2 separate regions of the Homo sapiens genome follow, and region 2 is linked to region 1. A link is an interaction called in ENCODE POLR2A ChIA-PET data of the cell type or tissue named here. Cell type or tissue: B cell. All regions are shown on one strand. Links, peaks and the distances in the headings refer to the core of each region. The heading gives the core; the rest is flanking DNA. Region 1 holds the start of SERTAD2 (SERTA domain containing 2). Region 2 overlaps LOC105374776 (a long non-coding RNA gene).

Region 1 (12,175 bases), core at 1,478-9,477:
CGCCGTTCTCTGCCTGCGCGCCCCGAGCATTATACAATGGTGGAGGCGGCGGCGGCAGGCAGCGGAGGAGGAAGCAGGAGGCGGGCGGAGGGGGCGCCCTGACCGAGCGAGCGGTACGTCGTGCTCCAGCACTCGCCGTGCAGGAGTGACGTGCGGCCCGCGAGCCTCCCGCGAGCTCCGGGCCCCGGCGCCGCAGGCCCCGCCCCTGGCCGCCCGACCCCGCCCCCGCCGGCCCCGCCCCGGCCCGCCTCTCCCCGGCGGTCCCGGGAGGCGCGATAAAGGCCGGGGCCGGCCGCGGCCGGCCGCGGCCGCAGGAGGAGCAGGAAGGGGCGGCGGGGCGCAGTGGGCGCCTGGTGGCAGCGCCGCCCCCAGCTCCCTGCCGGGCCGGCGCGCCCCTGATTTTCTCGTAAGGACGGGCTGAAAGAGGAGGGGAGACAGAAGGAGACACTCCGGCCCGAGGACCACCACTGCCACTAGTAACGCCCCCTACACACTCTAGAAGTGCTCAGGCGAATGACGAAGCGGCTGGTGACAAAGGCGGCGGCGAGTGCAGCGCGTGCACAGCCCGCGGAGCCGCGCGACCGCAAATATGACAAGCATTTGAGCTATTTGGCAACGTGGGGCCGGTCAGCGGGGCGGGCAGGGTCCCCGCGGGGGGCGAGGGGCAGAGAGCTGGCCCGGGCGCCCGTCTCGCTGCCTGCAGGGGTTCCTGGGCGGGGGTCCGCTGCGGGACACTCCTCCGAGGCCCGCACTGGTCCGAACGGCAGGATGGGGGCTCCAGCCGTGAGCCGGGGACAGAAAAAGTCCCTTGCCCGCGTGGCCTCAGCCCGACACGAGAAGTGGGTCACCAAGTCCACGGCACTTTGGGAGCCGGACCGAACGAGTTGCATCCTTCGGGGCCGGCCGGGGCTCGGTGCAGACCCGGCAGGAGGGAAGCCAAGCTAGGAGACGCAGCCAGGTCGGAGGCGCAGTCCTCTGCCCACAAGTTTCACATTGATAGCCTTTCCCTCCCGTGGAGTAAGCTTATGCTTGGAACTACTTAAATTTACCAGGGAAATTTATACTAGTTGGAAGAGAATGTGTGTATGCCCAAATGGTGAGAATTTAAGAGCACTAGGGAAAGAGGCCAGATAGATGGTTCCACTGGAAAATTAATGATTATTTTAAAAATTACACGTGCATTCAGCGTCAAGATGTAAAAGGCAATGCAGGCAGGCACCTTAAAATTTTGGCTGCCACCCCAATCAATATCATTTCAGATCACTTTGGAGTTTAATGGTCCACTATACTAGTTGTATTTAAGAATAATAAAGCTTTAAGACCTAACATAAAGGCGATTGTAAGTCGTTAACATCAAGAGAAATTTAGACTTGTTTAAACTGTTCTGTAATGATTTGTTATCAATCAAATTGATGATCTCATCGAAATTAAACTTGTGCTGAAATGTTGATAGAGGAGACAACGCTTCTTGTTTTATCTTTAAGGAGGATGGAAAAGGTTTTTACTGGACCCTCAGTATAATTAAAGTCTTATACAGTATAACCTAAGCCAAAAGCTAATTATTTGTGGATATCTTTGCAAAGTCTCATTATAATGGCATTCAAAATGACATATTATGGAAGCTGTGCTCACCGGCCCTCTGCAGGTCTTGCTCAGTTTGCGCCTGAGTGGCATAACATTCAAACATTTTGCTGTGAAGCGAAGATATTTTTCATTTCCAGAGTTCTGCAGTTTAGAGAGGGCATTAACTACTAACAGTTTCCTAACCACCCACTCACTTATACTTTCAGTGCTCACTTTAAGGAAAAGCCATTGAAATAGAAGCTGCAATAATCTCTTCCTGTGATATCTTTGTAGAGGAGGCCAGAGGCATTAGCTCTGTTGAATTTAAGGTGAATTTAAACTGCTATTTGTGAATTTAAACTGCTATTCTTGAATTAAAGTAAGCAGGAAGTTACACTTGCAGAACTTTTGTGACACTTGGATATTTTCTAGCAAATAGATTACACCAAATGCAGTGTTTCTGTATAAAATAACAGGATTTAAGTCAAAGTGACAATTTTGTGTCACTAGGATAGACAGGATTCTGCTGAAGTCCATAAGGTCTGTATTCTGTACCTGCTCAAACAAAGGTTTGCGCTCTTAACGAGACCAGCAACCTGCGTTTTTGGAGTGAAATAGTTTCCATCTCTTTATACCTCTGAAGGCTGTAACATCTTATCAATGTACACATTACAAATAGCTCCCACTTCCCCCACTTTTAGAATCTGGCATCTTTGACCAAGAAGTTAAAGTGAGCTGGCAGTTTCAACAGCTGCCAATGTGGTTAACACCAGCTGGTTAACCCTCTCCCTCCCCTTATGCAACCCCCTACCCCAAGGCTGAGCCACACATAGGCCAGGACAGCAATCTCTACCCAGCCCTAGAAATTCAAGTCTATGAGGATAAGGAAAGGCACTTTCCACACTTCTGAAGTCAGCTCCCTTCAGTATGCAATGACATGATTTGAAATATTTATTCAATAAAATATTATTTCAAATCATGTCATTGAATAAGCAGTGTTTAGTGAATATGTAAATTTTGTTCTCACTCTTTGGGAGATTTAAAAGCCCATTTAAGGGCTGGGTGCAGTGGCTCACACCTGTAATCCCAGCAATTTGGGAGGCCTAGATAGAAGGATCACTTGAGGCCAGGAGTTGACCATTCTGGCCAACATAGCGACACCCCCATCGCCACAAAAAATGAAAAAATCAGCCCTGCATGGTGATGCATGCCTATAGTCTTAGCTACTAAGGAGGCTGAGATGGGAGGATTGTTTGAGCCCAGGAGTTCAAGGTTGCAGTGAGCAATGACCACACCACTGCATTCCAATGTAGGTGAGATCTTGTCTCAAAACAAAATCCCATTTAAAATAATCCTACTCTGAGGGCCTCATCCAGAATTTAGAAGATCTGCCTCTCACTTTCATATAACATAACTTTAGAACAGTTATAAGAAATTAGGCTAGTCATCCACATTTAACTACCAGGAACATATCTGTTTAGGGAGAAAAGAAACATTTCTTTTATAAGTATAGAACTGTGATGGTAAATTTTAAAAATGCTCCTGAGTTTAATTTCAGAGAAGTACTTCTCGGCATCATTTTGTAGTTCTGGGTACTAGTTTACACTTCACTGCTTCTCCTTTGAAAGTTTCTGTGCCCTCACATCTTATAGACTAGTACACTAGTGCACTAACTGAAGGCCACTTTTGGCACTTAATTAGCACACACCAAAAACACAAGGGGCAAACTGGGTATATAAACTGAGAAACAAAGACTTTACAACAGGTTTTGAACTTAATTTCATTTTTCCTTTGCTTTTATTAAATTTTTATCTTTCAGGTTCCACCTGAAATGCCAGTAATGATCATCCATCTATATACCTTGCAAATATTGGTCTTGGTTTTATGGCAAAAAAGATAAATGTTTCAGTTATTAAATGAATTGTATAGAGCCAGCTAGGCTAAATAAGCTTTTCATGGAAAATACGGAGATCCTAACTGTGGACTCATCATTCGGATAAATGAATATTGGAATAAGTCTTCAAAATAAAGTTCTGGAAGTCACATCACCTAACTGATTAGCAAGGAGTCAATAGAGGATACAATGATTTGGAAAAGTAAATACTCTCGCAAAGATGGCACAGGCAGATTCAGTCCTTTTCAGCCACTAACAATTTAAAACAATTCTATTGAAGCAGCAAGTGAACTCCTCTACTTCTGCAAACTTTTCTCCATCTCTTCTTCCACCTGCTTTTGTCATGGTTTTTTTCTGCTCCTCCCTGAAGTCACAATTCATAAAAGCAGAACTACAGCTCCAGTGAAGGCCCCTTTGCAAAGCTTTCCATGTTGTTACATTGAACTGCTTTGCAACGACTGCTTCTTACCTTCTGAGGGAGGTTTCACTTGTCTGTTAAAGATATACCTTTTTCTCTTTTAAAAATCTGACAATATGTAAATCTAAACCTGAAACACAATCTTCATGGCAATATTTAAAGAAAATGCTTTTAAAACCATTTCCTTTTTTTCTAGCACTTGGGGTCAGTCCCTTCGAACTATTACTGGAGAAGATGGCTTCTGTTAGGCATCAGCTTCCTTCCTATTCCATTTTCCACTGAATCTTCAAAAGCCTTGTGCAGTCTATCAAAATGCAAAGAACCTTCTTGGTGACTCTGACAACTCCAGGGTTCCCTCCTGTAGGGACACTACTCCACTAAGACTGGTGGTCACTTCTCAGAAACATCTCCCATCCCCAGCTCCCTACACAACACACATTGCCTCTACGCATCGACTATGTATTTATTCCTGTCTATAAGCCATCCATCATTCTTGAGAAGTTCCCACTCTTCTCAAGGCACTGAGCACACTTCTAGCTTCCACAGAAAATTTCAATGAATGTTAGAAATTGCACAGACCTTTCTTGCCCCCAGGAACCAGCCTGGTGACAGGAAAAGTCCTGGACTAGGAGTTTGAAGATCTTGTACACATTAATTACTTAACCATGATAAATCTATGACTTTTTAGTTTCTTAATTGACTGGTCACGGATTTAGGATCAGCACCAGTTCTCGTCAAAAGAGCACAGGGTTGTTGAGTTAGGTGATTTCAGGGCTAGCTCGTCAGCCACAGCGAGCAGGGAGGCCGAATCAGACCCTCTGCACTGGGCCTGCTTCGACACCTGGCAAAAAAAGGAACTTGGACTCAAAGATTTCAAGAGCCCCTCCCTAGAGCTAAGAGTCTATGAAACAGTGATTACACTGTCAATATCCTCATGGAGGAGTTTTAGGGCTAAAATGAGATAAAATGCTTTGGAAGCTGCTCAGCTTGTCTGGAAGAATATAAAACCAAGTTCATGTCCACATATTTCTAAATGAAAGGACTAGAAATACAAATAATGATAATGTGCTCTCTTCAATATGTTCTTTGAATTATTTTTTTAAGTCCAGAAGATGGACTTGAGCAGTTCTATCCATATTCTTCTAGATTTGTTACCCCTTAGGGTTCAAGTCACCCAGCTGTGAGACTGGGAATACCCCTACCCCCTAAGTTTGTATAGCAGCAGGCAATTTACAAGGGGCTTTTTTTTTTTTTTTTTTTTGAGACGTAGTCTTGCTCTTTGTTGCCCAGGCTGGAGTGCAATGGCACAATCTCGACTCACTGCAACCTCCGGCATCCTGGGTTCAAGTGATTCTCCTGCCTCAGCCTCCCAAGTAGCTGGGATTACAGGCATGCACCACCACACCTGGTTAATTTTGTATTTTTAGTAGAGACGGGGTTGCTCCATGTTGGTCAGGCTGGTCTCGAACTCCCATCTTCAGGTGATCTGCCCATCTCGGCCTCCCAAAGTGCTGGGATTACAGGCGTGAGCCACCGCGCCCGGCCACAAGGTGCTTTCATATGGATCCACTTGTTTGCTCTTCATAATACCTTCCCTGTGCCATAGGCAGGGCAGGTACTACTACCCACATTTCATAGAGGACTAAACAGAGGATCTGAGAAGGACCTACCAATGGAACTCTTTATCAAGCTGACTCCAGGGTCAAAGAAAGTCTGGATCTAACATTCACTGAAGCATTCTGTGGAAGCCAGGAGTGCTGAGCGTCTTGAGAAGAGCATACACTCCTCAGAAACAGCAGATGGTGCAGAGCCAGGAAATACAGAGTCAACGTGCAGAGACTAACAGGAGGGTAGTGCTGGGCTAGGAACTGGATGCTGCTTAGCTCCATCTCTCTACATGGGTCATGGAATAACAATTCTGTTTCTTATACAAAAAACTCCAATCCTGCCTATGCTTAGCCTTGTTAGCACCATATTTTATCCCACAGAATTAATAATCCACAACCACCACAACAAAAAAGAAATAAAACTCATCATATCCTCTAGCCCCTCACTCATTTCCAGTAAGGTTCATAACACAGTCATTCTTGTTTACCACCCTGTCTCTAGCCTCTACAGCACTGCCTGACACAGTAGGCATTCAATAGGGATCACTCAATAAGTGGACCAATGAGGAATGCTGAAGCACTTACACCAGCTTCAAAAACTCAAGAGGTTAATCTTTCCTGCTAAAATTTCTCTCATGAAGTATGTACTGTTAAGAGTTAATTTTAACAGGATCATTACACGGGGAACAACCTTGCAGATAAACACCAAATTATTGCCAGAATCTCACCATTCTGTACTTTTTAATGAAGATTCTTCTCTGCCTACTTACTTTAAGAATGAAAAGTATCAGTCAAATAACATTTTAAAACACAGCAGCATTTGATTTTTAGGTTAAATAAAAAAGCCACATAGGGGTTGAAGAAAACCAAAATATATGCTTAGGCCATCAACCTGAAGATAAATTAAAAAAAAAAAAAAACCATCTCTACTAAAAATAGCAAAAATTAGCCAGGCGTAGTGGTGGGTGCCTGTAATCCCTGCTACTCAGGAGGCTGAGACAGGAGAATCTCTTGAACCCGGGAGGCAGAGGTTGCAGTAAGCCGAGATCGCGCCATTGTACTCCAGCCTGGGCAACAAGAGTTAAACTCTGTCTCAAAAAAAAAAAAAAAAAAAAAGACTTATCTATCCAAATTTTCCAATGGCTACCTGAATGGTTCAAATGAGCATTTAACACTGTCACCTTCACACCCTTTTGTTCATGGAATACAAAAATATGACAGTAGTTAAGAATTTTATCTGTTAATTCTGAGGAAAAAATGGCAAAGTGATGACAGGAAAAATATTTTTTTTCCAAAGTATTACTCTAATGCTAAATGTTTTTATGTTTTAAAATCAAGCAAATTTATATGATTGGCTAGACTAAATTCTATCTTTTGGTTTACATATTCTTATATTTATTGTAGAAACTATCTAGGATTGAGTACCTTTAAGCCTTATAAGTAAAGAGGACTTTTAAGCATGGTGAATTTTGTAATGTAAATAATATATTTAAACCATTTTTTGAAGTCTCAGCTATAAAAATTCTACTTAAGAGAAGTTAAAAAAAAAAATCAAGACTTTAATGTGAATAGGTGCCCAGGAAGTGCCTCCAAGTTTAGGCTATGAGGCATCATTAGAAAATAAACGTGAACAGAAGATACAGTTTAAGTGTAAAACACAATATACAACTAAAAATGAATCAGCCCTTTGCCACATGAATTTGTATTAGTTTTCTAGGGGAGAGGTAACACTTGCCAAGACTGTGTAGGCTTTACCTTTTAGTCGCTAATGTAGAATTGTCTTTTAAAGACCTGTTGCCAGAATAAACAAGACGTTTTCAAAATTATCCAACCTGTCTAATAATACTAGTCTTTTGCTTTAAACTGGAATATATATATATACACACACACACACACACACACAATTTAAAATTTATAGCCAGGCATGGTGGTTCATGCCTGTAACCCCAGCACCTTGGGAGGCTGAGGTGGACAGGTCACTTGCGGCCAGGAGTTCGAGACCAGCCTGGCAAACATGGCAAAACCCCGTCTCTACTAAAAATACAAAAAAATTAGCTGGGCATGGTGGCACACGCCTGTATTCCCAGCTACTCGGGAGGCTGAGGCATGAGAATTGCTTGAGTCCAGGAGGCAGAGGTTGCAGTGAGCTGAGATCGCACCACTGCACACCAGCCTAGGCAACAGAGCTGACTCAAAACAAATTAAAGAATGAATGAAAATAAAATAAAATGTATAATTTTTGTTCTCTTTCTCTTTTTTGTTTTTAGTTTTTAAATTTTTATATCTAAAATTTCAGAAATGCAGAGTAAAGTCAAGTAGGAAGAAAATAAAGCAAGCAGCTCAGACACCAACACCACATTAGGTACACTTGTATAAGTAGTCAATTGTTTTTTCAAAAATATACTTTAAATATTGAACAAAAGATTTAATCTTGCTAAGTAATATTTGTTTCAAAGCGGTTTTCTTGGAGAAGTCTTGTTTAGGTTATAGGAAACTCCTCACATGGGCAGAGAAGCTAGCTTTAAGGAGAAAATAATAGTGTGAATGATCTATCTGCAACTTCCCTTTTAAAAACAGAAGTTGAATCTGTAACACCAAATTTAGAAAGGAGAGTGGATGGCAGCAAATACCCTAAGAATATCATCTGTAGCACAGACGCCCACTGCTGTTCTGTTCTGTTACAATTAAATGTACACTTTACAATCCTGAACTTGCTCAGACAATGCATATATTTAAAGATGATTCATTTAAAAGAAAACATACATCTGAAAGAGTCACAACAAGTCAAAAATCTCACTTAAAAAGTGCCAGATTCCCTCACTATGAGTGCAGAGCTATTCATTTGGCCTCTTTACACAGAGTGCAGCACAATCCAGTACTGGGCTACGGAAAAATCATTTTTGTGGGACTAATGTTGATAATTTCAACATAATTTCTGTTTAGCTTCCTTTAAGAAACTAAAGCCCAAATTACAAAAAGGTAGAAAAAATTTTTAATTAATCAGATACTGATTTTCAATCCATTCTGATTTGTTGCCCCTTTAAAACTGTGAGACATCATGCTTTTAGTTTTAATAACAATTAACAGCAATGAGAATAAAGATTCCAGAATTACGATTTTCTCATTACAGCCAAAAATGAAAAGTGAGAAGACAAACACCTTTCCAAAAGTTCATCAGATGAAAAGATAAAAATTAATGGGGAGCCATACCATTTAATGGACAAGAATACTTAATACTATATACATGCAGATTCTCCCCCAAACTTATCAACAAATTACATGAAATTTAAATCCCATATTTTCCTTCAATGGAACTTGGCAAATGAATCCTAAAATTCATCTGAAATAGAAAAGGGCCAAACACAGTTGTAATAAGCTTAAGGAACAAGATGGGGGACATGTCCTATCAGAGCTTATTATAAAGCTCTAGTAATTAGAGCAGAGTAGAGTTGACATAGGTACAGATAAATAGATCAATGGAACAGAATTGAGAGTTCAGAACCACATATATATGGAAGTGTAATACATGACTGAAGTGAAATTACAGATCAGTAAGGAAAGAATTCAATAAGTAGCTCAGGGCCAGGCACGATGGCTCACACCTATAATCGCAGCACTTCAGGAGGCTGAGGCAGAAGGATCGCTTGAACCCTGCCTGGGCAACATGAAGAGACCCTGTCTCTACAAAAATTTTAAAAATTAGCTGAGCAGGCTGGGCACGGTGGCTCATGCCTGTAATCCCACCACTCTGGGAGGCCGAGGCGGGTGGATCACGGGGTAAGGAGTTCGAGACCAGCCTGGCCAACATAGTGAAACCCAATCTCTACTAAACATACAAAAAAAATTAGCCAGGCGTGGTGGCGGGCTCCTGTAATCCCAACTACTTGGGAGGCTGAGGCAGGAGAATCACTTGAACCTGGGAGGCAGAGGTTGCAGTGAGCCGAGATTGCACCACTGCACTCCAGCCCAGGCAACAGAGAGAGACTCCATCTCAAAAAGAAACAAAACAAAACAAAACAAAAAACCAACATTTAGCAGAGCATAGTGGTTCCAGATTCTCAGGAGGCTGAGGTGGGAGGATCGCTTGAGTCCAGGAGGTCAAGGCGGCAGTGAGCTATGTTGGTACCACTGCACTCCAGCCTAGGTGACAGAGCGAGACTGTCTCAAAAAAATTATAAATAAATAGCTCAGGGCCACCTGATTACCTGTATGAAAAATAAATTAGGTGCCTAATATTTACAAAAAAATATATTTCAGGTAGACTAAATAGGTAAAACAAAATTTTAAACTTTTGGGAGAGAATATATGAAAATATGTTTATGGCTTTAGGATAAGGAAAATGTGCTGACTGTAGTTCATCTGAGATTCATTCTCCACTTGCCTCTGCTTGGCTCCATGCCTTGAAATGTTGACATCTAGGGACCACCTCACCCAAGTTCCTTTGCTCACTAGCTTCCAACTGGATTCAGACAAAGAAGGTACCAGAAGGAGACCAATGGGTCAGAAGGTGGAGAAGCTGGGGTACTTCTTCCCTGCTCCTTCCTGCTTTGGGCCCTCACCTGCGAGTACACATCCCTCCACAACTACAGCTTCTGCCAGGTGGCCCCTTCTCCAGGATGCCAACTCCCACCAGGTTCTAGCAACACCATTTCTTCCCCTTTCCCCTTTAGGCTTAAGGATAGTAACAGCTTCCTACAGTTATTTGTCTTCTGTGCCTCAACTTTTGTCACATCTCTGTAAAATGTCCCTTCACTAGTGTCTCTTTAGTTGAATCATCTCAGTAGAATTCTGTTTCCTGCAGGGATTCTGACTATTGAAGAAACAAAACACTCAATGAACAAACCATAAAGAAAAATATCAATAGCTTTGATTACACTAAAATTAAACATCTCTTACATAAAATACACTACAAACAAGTTAAAGGCAAGCTAAAGATTGTCAAATGATATACGTGATTCATAGAAATAGAATCAACAAAAGATTAGTATTCAGAATTAACAAAGAACTCCTCTGAATCAATCTTTTAAAAGACAGATAAATCCAATAGAAAAATGGGTGAGGAAACTAAAATGTCCAATGAACACAGGAATAGGCACTCAACTTCATCAGTAAAAAGAAAAATGCAAATCAGGTTGTGTCAGTGGACATGCCGCTAATCCCAGCACTTTGGGAGGCTGAGGTGGTAGGACACTTGAGGCCAGGAGTTCAAGACCAGCCTGGGCAACATAGCTAGACCCTCATTTCTACAAAAAAAGAAAAATGCAAATTATAAAGAGATATTTCACAGCTATCAAACTGATAAAAATCAAAGTTTTATATGTATACCAATATCAAATACTGATGAGAAAGCAGATAAAAAGGAACTCTCATAAAACTTGTGGATATATAATTTGGTATGACCACTTTGGAGATAATTAGGCATTTTCTTTGTTTGTTTGTTGTTTCTGTGACAGTCTTGCTCTGTTGCCCAGGCTGGAGTGCAATGGTGCCAACACAGCTCACTGCGCCTTGTCCTCCCGGGCTCAAGCGATCCTCTGAGACTCCCAAATAGCTGGGACCACAGGTGCACATCATCATGCCCAGCTAATTTTTATGGGTTTTTGTAGAGATGGGGTCTCACTATGTTGCCTAGGCTGATCTCGAACTCCTAGGCTCAAGTAATCCTCCTGCCTCAGCCTCCCAAAGTGCTGGGATTATAAGCCTGAGCCACCATGCCCAGCCTAATTAGGCACTGTCTAGTAAAGTTGGAGATGCACACACCCTGCCACATACAGTCTTTCTCATATAGAAAAATAAGCTCTACAGAAAAGGATTCAAGTGACTGTTTCCTCAGTTCTCCCAAGGATGGTATAAAGTTAAAATCTGTGATGTGCTAGCAAATGTTTAACAACCAGCTAGGGGGATAGGGAAGGAAGCTTTTATTTGTAGCATTTGCTGATTTCTGTGGTATAAATACCCATACCATGGCTGATTTCAAGCCTCCCAACTGAACTCAAGAATTAGGAAGAGATTAGCACATTCATTCTTAGGAGTGGCTATCAATCTCCAGCTCCAGCTCAACACTTGAATGATTCCAGACTTACAGAAGTTAATTCATTACCCTACAAAGATACCTTAAGAGATTGGGGCTTAATTCCCTCAAGGAATTCTGGATGAGAAGGGCTAAGTCTAGAATCTAGAGAGACTCTTGCTTTTATCCCCATGGAGACATAGGAGAAGAATCTTTTTGGCAGTATTGCTTGTAATAGCAAAATATTGTAAGTAACCTGAAAGTTCAAGATGATACCCTTGAAAACTACAGTGGTTAAAAAGAACTAAAGGTCTTTCCAGCCCTGGCCCCAGACCCTACAGCCATGGAGATGTTGATGCCTAAGAAGAACCAGATTCCCGTTTATGAACTCCTTTTTAAGAAGGGAGTCATGGTGGCAAAGAAGGTTGTCCACATGCCTAAGCACCCAGAGCTGGCAGACAAGAAGGTGCCCAACCTTCATGTCATGAAGGCCATGCAGTCTCTCAAGTCCTGAGGCTGCATGGAGGAACAGTTTGCCTGGAGACGTTTCTACTGGTACCTTCATCTGCCCCCGGAGATTGTGCCTGCCACCCTACACCACAGTCATCCAGAGGCTGGCAGGCCTCGGCCTAAAGGTCTAGGGGGTGAGCAACCTGCAAGACTCACAAGAGGGGAAGCAGACA
Region 2 (12,175 bases), core at 1,537-9,536, 140 kb after region 1:
AACTACTGTGTACCTTGCTTTTTTTCACCTAATGCCTCTTGGAAAGGGTTTCATATTATTATAGAAATATGGAATACATGGGACTATGGGATATTCCTACGACAAGAGTATAAAATATTCCATATATAGGAGTATGGAAAATTCCATTTACAGAAATGTGGAATTCAAAAGAATAGAACTGCCTTATTAGCCTTTTTAAACAGCTACATAATATTTCATTGTATGAAAATAACATAATTTACTTAAGTCCTTAAATAATGCACATTAAATCTTTTGCTGTTACAAATAACGCCGCAATGAATAACTTTGTACATTCGCTACTTCCCACCTGGGCAAATACATCTACAGGATAAGTACCTAAAAGTTGAACTGCTGGGTTGAATTGCAGAGAGCATGTGCCCTTGTGATTTGGTACTTGTTGCAATCAAATAGCTATTGCCAGACTGTCCTCCGTGAGGGAAAACAATTTACACACTCCGTAAACACTCATAAATTTACTTTTATGTATTTGGAACTTTACTGTTGAGTGTCCTCATCAAGAGAGGCAATTATCAAATTTTGTGAATTTTGCCAGTCAGAAAGATAAAAAAAAGTCACTTCCTATTTTTGATTTGCATTTCTTTTATTATAAATGAATGAAGCTGAGCACTTTTCATATGTTGAAGCAGGTATTTAAGTCTATTTCTGGATTCTCCATTCTGTTTCATTGATCTGTCTGTTATCTGTCGTTTTCAGAATTGAGAAGAATGATTCTTAATTTAAAAAGTAGAAGGTAAAACTGAGTTCTACCACTCACTAGCTAACTGTCTGATCTTGAATGAATCTCTTAATCTCTTTGATCTTAGCTTCTCCGTCTGTAAGACAATAAGGTTGAACCCCATGGGTTCATTAACTCAGATACATTTGTTGAGTTTTAAACTCCTTTGCTGGGTGCTGTTGATGTCAGGGAGAGCAAAAGCAGACACTGTCCCTGCTCACATGGAATTTACCGTCAGTGCGGGAGGGTCCAGCACTATTGGAATAATGACTTAGAGCACTGACAGTCCTAACTTAGGAGACTTGGAGAGGAGAAAGCAGGGAGAGGGCTGGAAAGGTTCCCAAAGGAAGTGAAGGAAGTAATGTGGAAACTGAGATCAGGTGGGAAAAGAGTTAGCCAGATGAAGCCAGGAGATGGTGGAGAGGAAGGCGTGTGAGGACTTGGCATGAAAAAAGAACTCTCTATTGTAGTTGGAGATAGACAGGAAAGTGGTAAGTAAGAGACGAGAGAAGCTAACGAAGTACACAGGAATCAGTTCCTGTAAAGCTTGGATAGATATTATGGTCTTTATCCTAAGCATTTGTCTTGCCTGGGACCTCTAAGAAGTAAAATCTGAGTTAAAGACCAAAGTGGTGACACTTTCTTGGAAGGCAAAAGCCAGGACAGTGAGGGTGAGGAAAAGGGAGGTAAAGTGAGGAAAGATGTGGAGCAAGGCAATGCTGTGTTATCACTCTGGTTACTGCACCACAATGAGCTCCAGCTGCAAGGAAACACAGCGGGTTGGTTACCAGGTGTTTGTTAACCACACAGGACTTCTCCAGAAAGTTAATGTGGAAAATCATATCTCAGAGCAATTCTTAGCAGGTAGAAAGGAAGGAATAATTTATCTGCCTGGTATTCTCCCATCTTGCATTGCCCATTGTTCATGTTTAATTCTACAGAAGCTAACTCCCATGTCCTTCCAGGGTGCATCACCCAGCCTCTCATTGGTTGTACCTGCGGTGTGGCATTTCATCCAAACCTGGAAGTGGAAGTGCAGGTGGAAGACCAGCCAATAGAGAAAAAAGGACACAGTCAAGGGAATCTGAGAAGGCACACAGGGTTTGTGTCCAACATACCATTAAAGAACTCCATGCAAGAGAGTGACATGGTCTGGCAACACTTGGGGGGACCGCTTAGAGAGGGTTGAGAATGGATGTAGGGAGATCAGTGGTGGAGTATTGCCATGATCCAGACGAGAGAAGACAGTGTCTGGGGCTGGCATTTGATGTAGAGATGGAGAAAGTGAATGGACATCAGAAATTTTAGGAGGTAAAATTGCCAGGGTTGAGGGATAGGTTGAATTTGAGAAATAGAGAAAGGCATCAAGGATGTCTGGGTTTCTGACCTGAGCAGCCCAGCCGATGGTGGTGTCATTGGCTGAGATAAGAATCTGAGGTAGTGAGGCAAGTCTGGGAGGAAAGATCCTTGGGATTTGAACTTGTGCCTATGAAAAGCCCAGTTGGAGACTTGGCATAGGCAACTGCAAGTAGGAGCCTGATTATCGGAGTAGTGGATGTGGGTAGCAGGGATTGCATATAGATGAGAAAAGGAAGCTTAAATAACCTAAACACTTAATGGCTCTGTAGAGAAGATTGGGTCTGCAAAGGAGAAAAAGAAACCACAGGCAAAGAGGTAGGAGGAAAATGAGAAGGGCTTTGGTCCTCAAAGCCCAGGGACTTGGGTTTTAGGAGGGAATGGTCCCAGAGAGACTAGGGGACATAAGGACTGAGTTCTTTCTGGCAATGTGGTGGTCATTAATTATTTTAGCTAAAGTGATGAGGCTGAGGAGTGAGGGGAGCGGATGAAATTGAAGTGGAGTATAGACGACTCATTTGAGAAGTTTCGCTGGGAAGGAGAGAAGAAAGAATAGTTGTAGGAAGGGGCTGTGGTTTCAGAGAGGTGTTTTTGTTTTGTGCTGAGAGAGACTCAAGCATGCTTAAGTGTAAATGGGAAGGATTCGGGTGTCAGAGAAGCGTTGGAAATAGAAGGGAGAGGAGACATTTTCTAGTGTGGGGCTCTGGGGGCTGGGATCCAGAACACAGGTGCAGGGCTTGACCTAAGGGCAGGACGCATCCGCCAAGGGATGGGAGGAAAGGAAGTGGGGATGGCGCCAGGGAAGGTGGGGCTGCAGCAGGAAGCTGGGGGCCTGGCTCTATGGCATCAATTTTTGAAAAGTAAAGGCAGGTCATATGCAGAAATGTGAGGTGATTCAATCGTAGGCTGTTATGACAGGGGAAAAAAAAGAAATGTGAAGTTGGGGTAGGGAGGTGTTTAAGGAGAATGGAAAGGATTTGAAAGAGAAGAAACTCTCAACCTCGTGATTTTTTTTTTTTTTTTTTTTTTTTTTGAGACAAGGTCTCGCTCTGTCGCCCAGGCTTGAGTACAGTGGTGCAAACACAGCTCACTGCAACCTCAACCTCTTGGGCTCAAGCAATCCTCCCACCTCAGCCTCCCTACTAGCTGGGACTACAGGTGTAGTCCCAGGTGGCCAATTTTTGTGTTTTTTGTAGAGATGGGCCAACCTAGTGATCTTGAGAGAACTTCAGTTCATGGGCAACTTGGAGGAGTGGTAACTGAGTGAATGGACAGGGGAAGTGCAGGGGGAAGATCGGATGGGGTCACCTGCCGACCCCACAAATCCTGCCTCCCCAGCTTACCCTTTAGCCAACCTTAGCTCTGGCCTTCCAGCTCAAAGACAAGGAAGCAAATGAGGTGGATCTGATACAACAGCCACAGCTTTTGGCCTTCAGATAACTAAGAAGGTGTCACTTTTATGACTCTCAAACATTCACTTAACACAAGAACCAATTCATTTTTGAAAAATCTTTTCTTGTGGCATACTGGTGATATTTTCAAATGTGGACGTTGGAAAATAAAACATTGTGAGCATCCACTAAAATTTTAGCACAGAAGTATGGTAAAAGTCTTTTGTTTCTTGGGCTTTTCTTTCAAGCGAGCACAGGACCTAACTGTTTAACTTGTGGTTAAGGATTATTTGTGCAGGGCACCTCAGTAGGTGAAATGTAGTGGATTTGGCATTTTGCCTGTGGAACACTGGGCAGGAGCTCCAGTTACAAATTGCAGTTGTATAAAATAACAGGAAATGTGGGGCTTTGAAAGATTCCACTGGAAAGATTAATTATTTGGAAAAGAGTTATGCATCAGCTTCGTGTGTTTTTAGAGAAAAGGTGGCCCACGCCATTTTTAATAGTGCAAAAGAAAATTCTGCTACCAGGCAAAAGAGGGGAAGAGAGAAACTCCTGTTCAGTCTTTTTCTGGAAGGGCTCACATTTAGTTTTAAAACCATCTTTATTCTCTTTGTTAGAAGACAAGGGGTTAGAAATGAAAGCCAGATGGAATCCTGGAAATATTTGAGGCTTATAAAAGAAAAGATCTGGATTTCCTAATTCTCTGAGATGACCTCCCTGGGTTTTTGGGTTTTTTCTAACTCTTCTACCATCCCCCATCCTGCCCCTCAACATTTAACAATTTCCTACACATCAGTTCACCATGGACACTCATTTTCCTGTAGGCATAAGAATGTTATTCAAATAAACTCAAAACTTCTGGGTGGACGCTGGCTCTGGATTTAGTGTCTCTGTAATGGCCAAAAGGATAAACCAACATTTATTGCACAGCTGCGACCCTAAATGATCAGACAGGCTGATACTCAGATAGACTTCAGCAGTTTTCTGAGAACAGTGTGCTTCTACACATTTGAAGTAAAATAATTCAATCTCTCCAGTGCACTCTAATTGTGAACTGCCAAGAAAATGTAGGGGAGTTGGTACTTTTTTTGGGGAAAAAAGGCATTTTCTTGAGTTCCTAAGACATCCATCCATAAATGTATACAGAGAAGGGACATATGTTTTCATGTAGGTTCATCACTTTCTTTCAGCTTGAACATCCTTCATCTGAAGTCGGCCCTGGAGAGATTTATTTGGCATGAACGTTTATTTGAGCAATGGAGGGAGGAAATTTTCTCTCATAGTTGAGCCTGACCACCAAATATGATCAATATTTATCCTCTGACATGACTGGGGAATGAGATCTTCAGGTTAGTCAATTATTTGGGCCAATAAAAAGCAACCATTTGAAGACTTTTATGTACAGAAACACACTTCAAGCCCAATTTTGGCTGCTGTGGAACTCAGACTTTCTGAGATGACCAGGTCTTCAGAATCTTTCAGTGCCTCAGGTCTCAGGCCATCACTAGAAACAAATCATCCTCATGTAAAGTAGATGTGTAGTAAACCAGATATTTCCAGTTACGAGAAGGCCAGAAAAACTTAGTTTTTACGGTAACTCTGTTAAGTTTCAGATTGATTTTTTTTTTTTTTTTAAGATAGGGTCTCGCTCTGTCACCCAGGCTGGAGGGCAGTGGCATGATCATAGCTCCCTGCAGCTTCCAACTCCTGGACACAAGCAGTCCTCCCACCAGGTAGCTGGGACCGCAGGTGTGCACCACCATGCCTGGCTCTTTAAAAATAAATATATTTTAGAGACAGGGTCTTGCTATGTTGCCCAAGGTGGTCTTGACCTCCTGGGCTCAAGCCATCCATCCTCCCACCTCAGCCTCCCAAGTAACTGGGATTACAGGCATGAGCCACCACATTCAACTCCTCAAATTGAATTTTTAAAGGTCAGAGAAGTGTGGCTTTGGAGAGATTATGATGGAAGTCCATGGTTTTCTTTATCCCCGAGACCTTATAGCCCAGAGATGGCTGTCTCAGATATGAAGGGAGAGAAGGAGCTGGCACCTTGCCTATTGGATGAGTCGCTTCCATTTTCCACACTCTCCCTCCTCCATCATCTTCTGTACACCTTGATGCTGATGCCCAGGGTCTTTCCTCCTTTTCAATAATAAACTTTTAATAGCCTTTGTGTTAGGGGCTAAGGATGAGAAGAAACACAGCCCCTGGCTTCAGGGGACCTTCATTTTAGCTGGAGAGATATGAAGCACATGCCAATCCAGGGAGGCAGCTGCTCAGAGCCATGGGCAGGTTTTCCTGGCCTGTGTCCAGAAGGAAAGAACCTAGAGAGGGAGAGGCCAAAGCTGCACTGTCAACTACCAGGGTCGTCACCCTGAGTCACTGGGCTGAGCTGTGGGCCTGAAATCTAGAGATGGCTTTGTTTTTCTCACACCTGCTATGTTGGGTGCCCATCTGGGAATGATATGAGAAGGTCAATCCCACCGCTTTTCCAGTCTCACTCAGAAATTCATCAACAGTCAGCTACTAGCCCAGCTGCAACCAAACCCATCCTGTATTTCTCATTTTTTTTCTACCCTACTCTTCTGTTCCTCCTTCAGCCTTTGACTCCTCCAGGATGTGGCATGGGGAGCAAAGACAGGTAAAGGACAGAAACTGCCTACCTGACTGGGGCCGTTGTAAAAAGTCATTATGAAGTGGTCCAGGTGACCCCTCATGCCTCATTAACTTTTTTGAAACCTGGGGAGGCAATGGCCATGCACTAACTGCTGCTTAGCCAGGGCTGCAACCCTGCAGCCCACCACTTTAACCTCATCGTGACTTTGGTTTTTGTTGATAGGTTGATATGCACAGTTCCCTACCCCTGTGGTCAGCCGCCCCAGCAAGCAGATCTCTTGCCCTTGAAAGAAATTTGAAAACAATTCAAGCCAACTCTCTTTCCAAGGTGTCCATTCTGCCCGAGAGATGCTCCCAGATGCTCTGTGGGGCATAGGCTCCTTCCTCTGCAGCATTCTCCTTGCCCAGCTGTCAGGAGCAGGGCAGCCAGTACCTCACCTTTCAACTTTCCCAGTCCTCCCAAGTGCAGGAACCCCATGTCAAGCACTCTGGGTCCATCTCTCGGGTCCTCTCACTAGGCTTCAGGGCAAGGGAAATGCCTATGAATCCAGGGTAACTCTGTCCCCAGTATTTTTGTCAGAGGCGTTTGAACCAGAGCAACTCCATCTTGAGTAGGGTCTGTGTAAAATAAGGCTGAGACCTACTGGGCCGCATTCCCAGATGGTTAAGGCATTCTAAGTCACAGGGTGAGATAGGAGGTCAGCACAAGATAAAGGTCATAAAGTCCTTGCTGATAACACAGGTTGCAATAAAGAAGCCAGCCAAAACCCACCAAAACCAAGATGGTGATGAAAGTCACCTCTGGTTGTCCTCACTGCTACACTCCCACCAGTGCCACGAGAGTTTACAAATGCCATGGCAACATCAGGAAGTTACCCAATGTGGTCTAAAAAGGGGAGGCATGAATAACCCACCCCTTGTGTAGTGTATCATCAGAAAATAATAATAAAAATGGGCAACCAGCAGTCCTCGGGGCTGCTCTGTCTGTGGAGTAGCCATTCTTTTATTCCTTTACTTTCTTAATAAACTTGCTTCCACTTTATGGACTCGCCCTGAATTCTTTCTTGTGCAAGATCCAAGAACCTTCTCTTGGGGTCTGGATCTGGATCGCTTTCCAGTAAAATTTCACTACCAACATTTAGAATGAATCGCAGAACTAACTCCGTTTCTGTTGTGTTTTTTTGTTTTTGTTTTTGTCTTTTATTTAACAAGTCCTGCCCAGAAGGCCGAGAATGTTTCTTTTAAAAGGTGTTCTTGTCACCTAATTTATCAATGTAGAGGCCTCAGCTGTGCCTACCGCAACAAAAAAAGTCCTATATTATCTCTCTGTTATTCTTAGTAAAAGTAATAACTAAAAGTTTTATAGAGCTTTCTCAGGTACCACCAGACATTGTGGTCCATGTGGATGGCACCCTCTGGAGTTGTGCAGTGCACAGTTTGCACAGCTGAGCTGGCAGAGTGTGCTTTATGGTTTTGTTTTAAGAAAAACAGGCACTTTCACATATATAGTAGTAATGATCATAACAACCATTACTACCATTTGTTTGGCATATAAGATATACCAGTGTATATTATACAGTATACAATCCACATTATGTTTACTCTTCACAACAAGATAATAGCTGCTGCAAAATGGGGCTTTTATCACCTGCTTTCAAATGAAGAAACTGAGGCTCAGCTTCCTGCCCAGTGATAAGCAGCTGGGATTTGAATCCAGTCCTGTCTGTCTCCTCAAGCAATGCTCCTTTTCATTTTTCTCTTTTGGATCCAATCACTGATTTTACAGATGAGCAAACTCCAGCTCAGAGAGATAGCATGGCTCATCCTGAGGCTCACAGGGCCTCCTTCTTTATTTCACAGAACTTCTAGGGATTTGATATGTCTGTGAGAGTGTGGCCTTACAAGGAGACTGTCAGGGAGAGACATCATAATATTGAACACACACACCAAAAAGACATAGCACCAGCTGTTTTTGGCATCTGTATAAGTCAGCATTCTCCAGAGAAACAGAACCAATAGGAGATATATATAATAAAAGTAATACATGTATTTATTACGAAGAATTGGCTCATGAGATCGTGGAGGCTAAGATGTCCCATGATCCGCCATCTGCAAGTTGCAGACCCAGGAAAGCCAGTAATGTAATTGCCTCTGAGTTCAAAGGCCTGAGAACCAGGAGAGCCTATAGTGTGTCTTGGTCTGAGGACAGGAAAAGACCCATGTCCCAGCTCAATAAGTCAAGCAGGAAAAAAAAAAAAGAAAGAAAGAAAGAGAGAGAAAGAAAGAAAGAAAGAAAGAAAGAAAGAAAGAAAGAAAGAAAGAAAGAAAGAAAGGAAAGAAAGAAAGAAAGAGAAAGAAAGAAAGGAAAGAAAGAAAGAAAGGAAAGAAAGAAAGAAAAAAGGAAGCAGATTCTCCCTTCCTCCACCTTTTGTTCTGTTTAGGTTCTCAACAGATTGGATAAGGCCCACCCACACTGGTGAGGGCAACTTTACTGAGCCCACTGATTCAAATGTTAACCTCATCTAGAAACATCCTCACAGACACACCCTTAGCCTAACACCCAGGGACCCCTGATCCAGTCAAGTTGACACAAAATCAAACTTCTCGGCATCTTTCTGTTCTGTTTGTTTCGTGTGCGGTTCTCTGGGCATCTTGGGGGAAGTGGTGTGGGGGCAGGCCAATCGTGAGAGAAGGGATCCTTGTATATATTACCCACAGGCAAGTGCCTTGGTTTTCTGGCCTGGATTAATAGTAAGGAAAGAGATTAAATGTGACGTGGGCTCAATGCAAATCTGGCAAGTAAAATTTAAATTCTGGAGCCTAGTAGTTGTGTGTTTTCAGAAATGAATGCTTACTGATTCTTTTCTGATTGAAGATAATATATGCTCATGTAGAAAATTCACATGATACTGCAAAGTATAAAGAAAAAGTAGGGCCGGACACGGTGGCTCAAGCCTGTAAGCCCAGCACTTTGGAAGGCTGAGGCGGGTGGATCACGAGGTCAGGAGTTCGAGAGCAGCCTGGGCAACATGGCAAAACCCCATCTCTACTAAAAATACAAAAATTAGCCAGGCATGGTGGCGGGCACCTCTAATCCCAGCTACTCGTGAGGCTGAGGCAGGAGAATCGCTTGAACCCGGGAGGCGGAGGCTGCAGTGAGCCAAGATTGTGCCACTGCACTCTAGCCTGGGTGACAAGAGCAAGACTCTGTCTCAAAAAAAAAAAAAAAAAAGAAAGAAAAAGAAAAGAAAAGAAAAGATAAAAATTTGTTACCCAAAGAGACTAACGGGCTTTTAAAAAAATTATTATTTTAAAGCAGACAGAGGGAAATCATACATTTATTTGCTCCCTGCAGCCATCCTGTTGGGGCTGAGGTTTCTGGCATTTTTAATCCTTCTTAGGAAGTAAGCAAGAGGACAGGAAAGATGCATTGCCTAACAAGGAGAATGGCCTGTAAAACCCAAATCCAGTGCTGTTCTTAGTCAAAACCACCCTTTTTCTGTAGTCTTCGGTTCAAAGGCAGTCTCTTCTCTCTTAGTTCACTATTAAAAGTGGTTTAGAGACTTGAAAAACAATTTCTCCATTTTGTTGCTGGTCAATAAATGCTTTGAGTTGAAATGGAATGAAATAGATGATACAGCACAAACCCATTGTGTTAGATTTTGTTAAATCAGGTCTAAATGAGGAATTAAGGCAAACACATGGGTAGATCAGACAAACCTGGCTGTCCTCCCACTGCTGGTTTGAATTTGGGCAAAAGTTCCACCTATGCCCAAATGGAAGTTGGCACCAAATACAAGTCGTCACTAAATTTTCCAAAGGGTAAATCCTCCTGTGATGTTTTGGTCAACTTGAGCACATAAAACTTTAGGTGATATAGATGAAATTGTGATATGCTTATTACATGTATAAGTTTAGTTATATGTACATGTTTAATATCATTTTTATAATATAATGAATTAATTTATAATTGCTGCTTTTTCCCACTCTCACTTTTTTTTTTTTTTTTTGAAACAGAGTCTTGCTCTGTCACCCAGGCTGGAGTGCAGTGGCACAATCTCAGCTCACTGCAACCTCTGCCTCCTGGGTTCAAGCGATTCTCCTACCTCAGTCTCCCAAGTAGCTGGGATTACAGGCTCATGCCATGTCACCTGGCTAATTTTTGTATTTTTTTAGTAGAGGCAGGGTTTCACCATGTTGGCCAGGCTGGTCTCGAACTCCTGACCTCAGGTGATCTGCCCACCATGGCCTCCCAAACTGTTGGGATTACGGGCGTGAGCCACTGTGCCCGGTCGCTCATATTTCTTAAAACAAATCTATTCAAACTTTTCCTGTGCCCCTTGGTCATCAGTATTCTTATTATCATTAGAGCCATTTTGAAGGCATTCTCACTTCCATCTGGACTGCTGGAGATTGTCTCGGACTCTGTATAGGATGCTGTCACTGGAAATTTTCTCCCAAACCACTAAGTGCCCATTTGCACAGCATTAGTCAGTTTCTGTTTTCACTGGTCTCCCCACCATAACCACTCACTGTACTGCTTTTTAAAGTCATCATAAAAGGCTTGTTTACAGCAACTTCCAGCATTGCAAATGTGAAGTCACACCTCCAGGAATAACTAACGAATCTGTGTTCGTGCTCACCTCCTTTTGTACTGAGTCAATGATCTCCCTAAGCATCCCAAACTACATTAATTGAAGTGATTGTAGGCTAATGTCTTCCCAGACTGTACCATAGTTGCTAAATATGAAGTAATTTAGTGAACATTAGTGTAACATGAGATACATTGAAAGGACTCAAAGATAAAGTACTCCTTTCTTTTTTGAGCAAGACTTTTTTGGGAAAAAGCCTTGCCTTATTGGCAGACTCAGATAGTGGTTAACATCTTTAGATGTTCCACGCCCAGGTATAAAATGTGGATCATAACTATTATAATTAACTGTGGGCTTCTTGAGGGCAGGACACATCTAATTTATTCATCCTTGTCCTCTGTGCCCAGTACAGTGACTAGCTCATAACAAATGACAATATACCTTTGTTGGAGAAGCGAATGAGCCTAAAAGCATGACTTTGTTTGCAAGGCACATGTCCACTTCTGTCTGCAAGGCTGTCCTGACACTGGGCCCTTCTCCCAGGTTCTGGCATAGGAAGTGCAGATCTCAGCCCAAACCAAAGAATTCTTTTTCAGGCGCTGTCACACCCATAACTGTACTCCAGGTCTTGGACTAGTGCTCCACAAACAGCTATTAAATGGATAGACAGAGGAACTCCTTAAGCCTATTTGATTTCAAAATTCACCTATATTTGAATGTATTCTGACAAGAGGCTGATTTTGGATGCTGCTTCCTCCATTTCATTTGGGCACAGCTCCTGTCATTTCCCAGTTAGGGTCTGCACTACGTGAGGCAGAGCAGCAGTTTGCTCTGGGAGGCTGGGCCTGGAGTCGGGTGGGGGTATGTAGGGCAGAGGAATGCTGGGGCTCAGAGCCACACCAGAGCAGGGGAGGGCCCACACATTGTTAAGACACGTCCGAGAATAAGGACTAGTAGCCACAAGCGGGTTTGAGTGGAAAAGCCAAAATAGCTGGCACCGTGCACTGTGCCTGTGGTCCCAGCTACTCAGGAGGCTGAGGCAGGAGGGTCTCTTGAGCCGAGGGGGTTGAGGCTGCAGTGAGCTATGATTGCTCCACCGCACTCCAGCCCCAGTGACAGAGCGAGAACCTATTAAAAAAAAAAAAAAAAAAAAGCGAAAAGAGTGTAGCAGTTAGGTGGATGCATCAGAACCCAGGTAGAGAGAAATCATAAGAAAACTTTAATAACCAGACAGGACACAGCCTGAAAACCAAAGCTGAATATTTATTCACTGAAATGGCAATCATTCCACCATTCTACTTGCTAAAGGGACTTAACCACGAATCCTTATGTGTATGTGAATGTTTATATGAGACAGAGAGAGATGTGTGTGTGTGTAATCACGGGTATGGGGGCTTCCTGCCTTGAGGGGCTGAAAAACTGGGGATCAGAGGAGGGGAAAACAAACCTTTGTGGAG

The links. ChIA-PET counts read pairs that join two places held together with the same protein. Peaks named below come from ENCODE experiments on the same cell type or tissue, not always from the same donor. Only the 100,000 strongest peaks of a DNase experiment are listed, where the experiment ranks them.
Region 2: POLR2A ChIA-PET joins it to region 1 with 10 read pairs; 16 of 35 experiments call an interaction of 5 or more read pairs at or near these places.

What each region holds. Positions count from the first base shown.
Region 1 is chr2:64,653,767-64,665,941 of GRCh38, forward strand. SERTAD2 (SERTA domain containing 2) reads right to left here and starts at 147. Exons shown (of 2, transcript NM_014755.3): 1 at 1-147. LOC124907776 reads left to right here and starts at 305. Exons shown (of 1, transcript XM_047446580.1): 1 at 305-1,457. The coding sequence starts at 514. The coding sequence ends at 945. It also overlaps the pseudogene RPS10P9. RefSeq lists silencers at 1-223, 1-780, 5,709-5,758 and an enhancer at 1,562-1,721. In B cell, for the core only: CTCF peaks have their summits at 1,668 and 8,145; DNase peaks (open chromatin) are centred at 1,655, 3,845, 4,685, 8,095 and 1 weaker place; H3K4me3 peaks cover 3,647 bases; H3K27ac peaks cover 7,539 bases.
Region 2 is chr2:64,794,223-64,806,397 of GRCh38, forward strand. LOC105374776 (a long non-coding RNA gene) reads left to right here. Exons shown (of 3, transcript XR_002959393.2): 3 at 1-650. Among named protein-coding and RNA genes, the nearest start is that of LINC01800, 63 kb to the right of the region's middle. In B cell, for the core only: no CTCF peak of the experiment used is centred there; no DNase peak of the experiment used is centred there.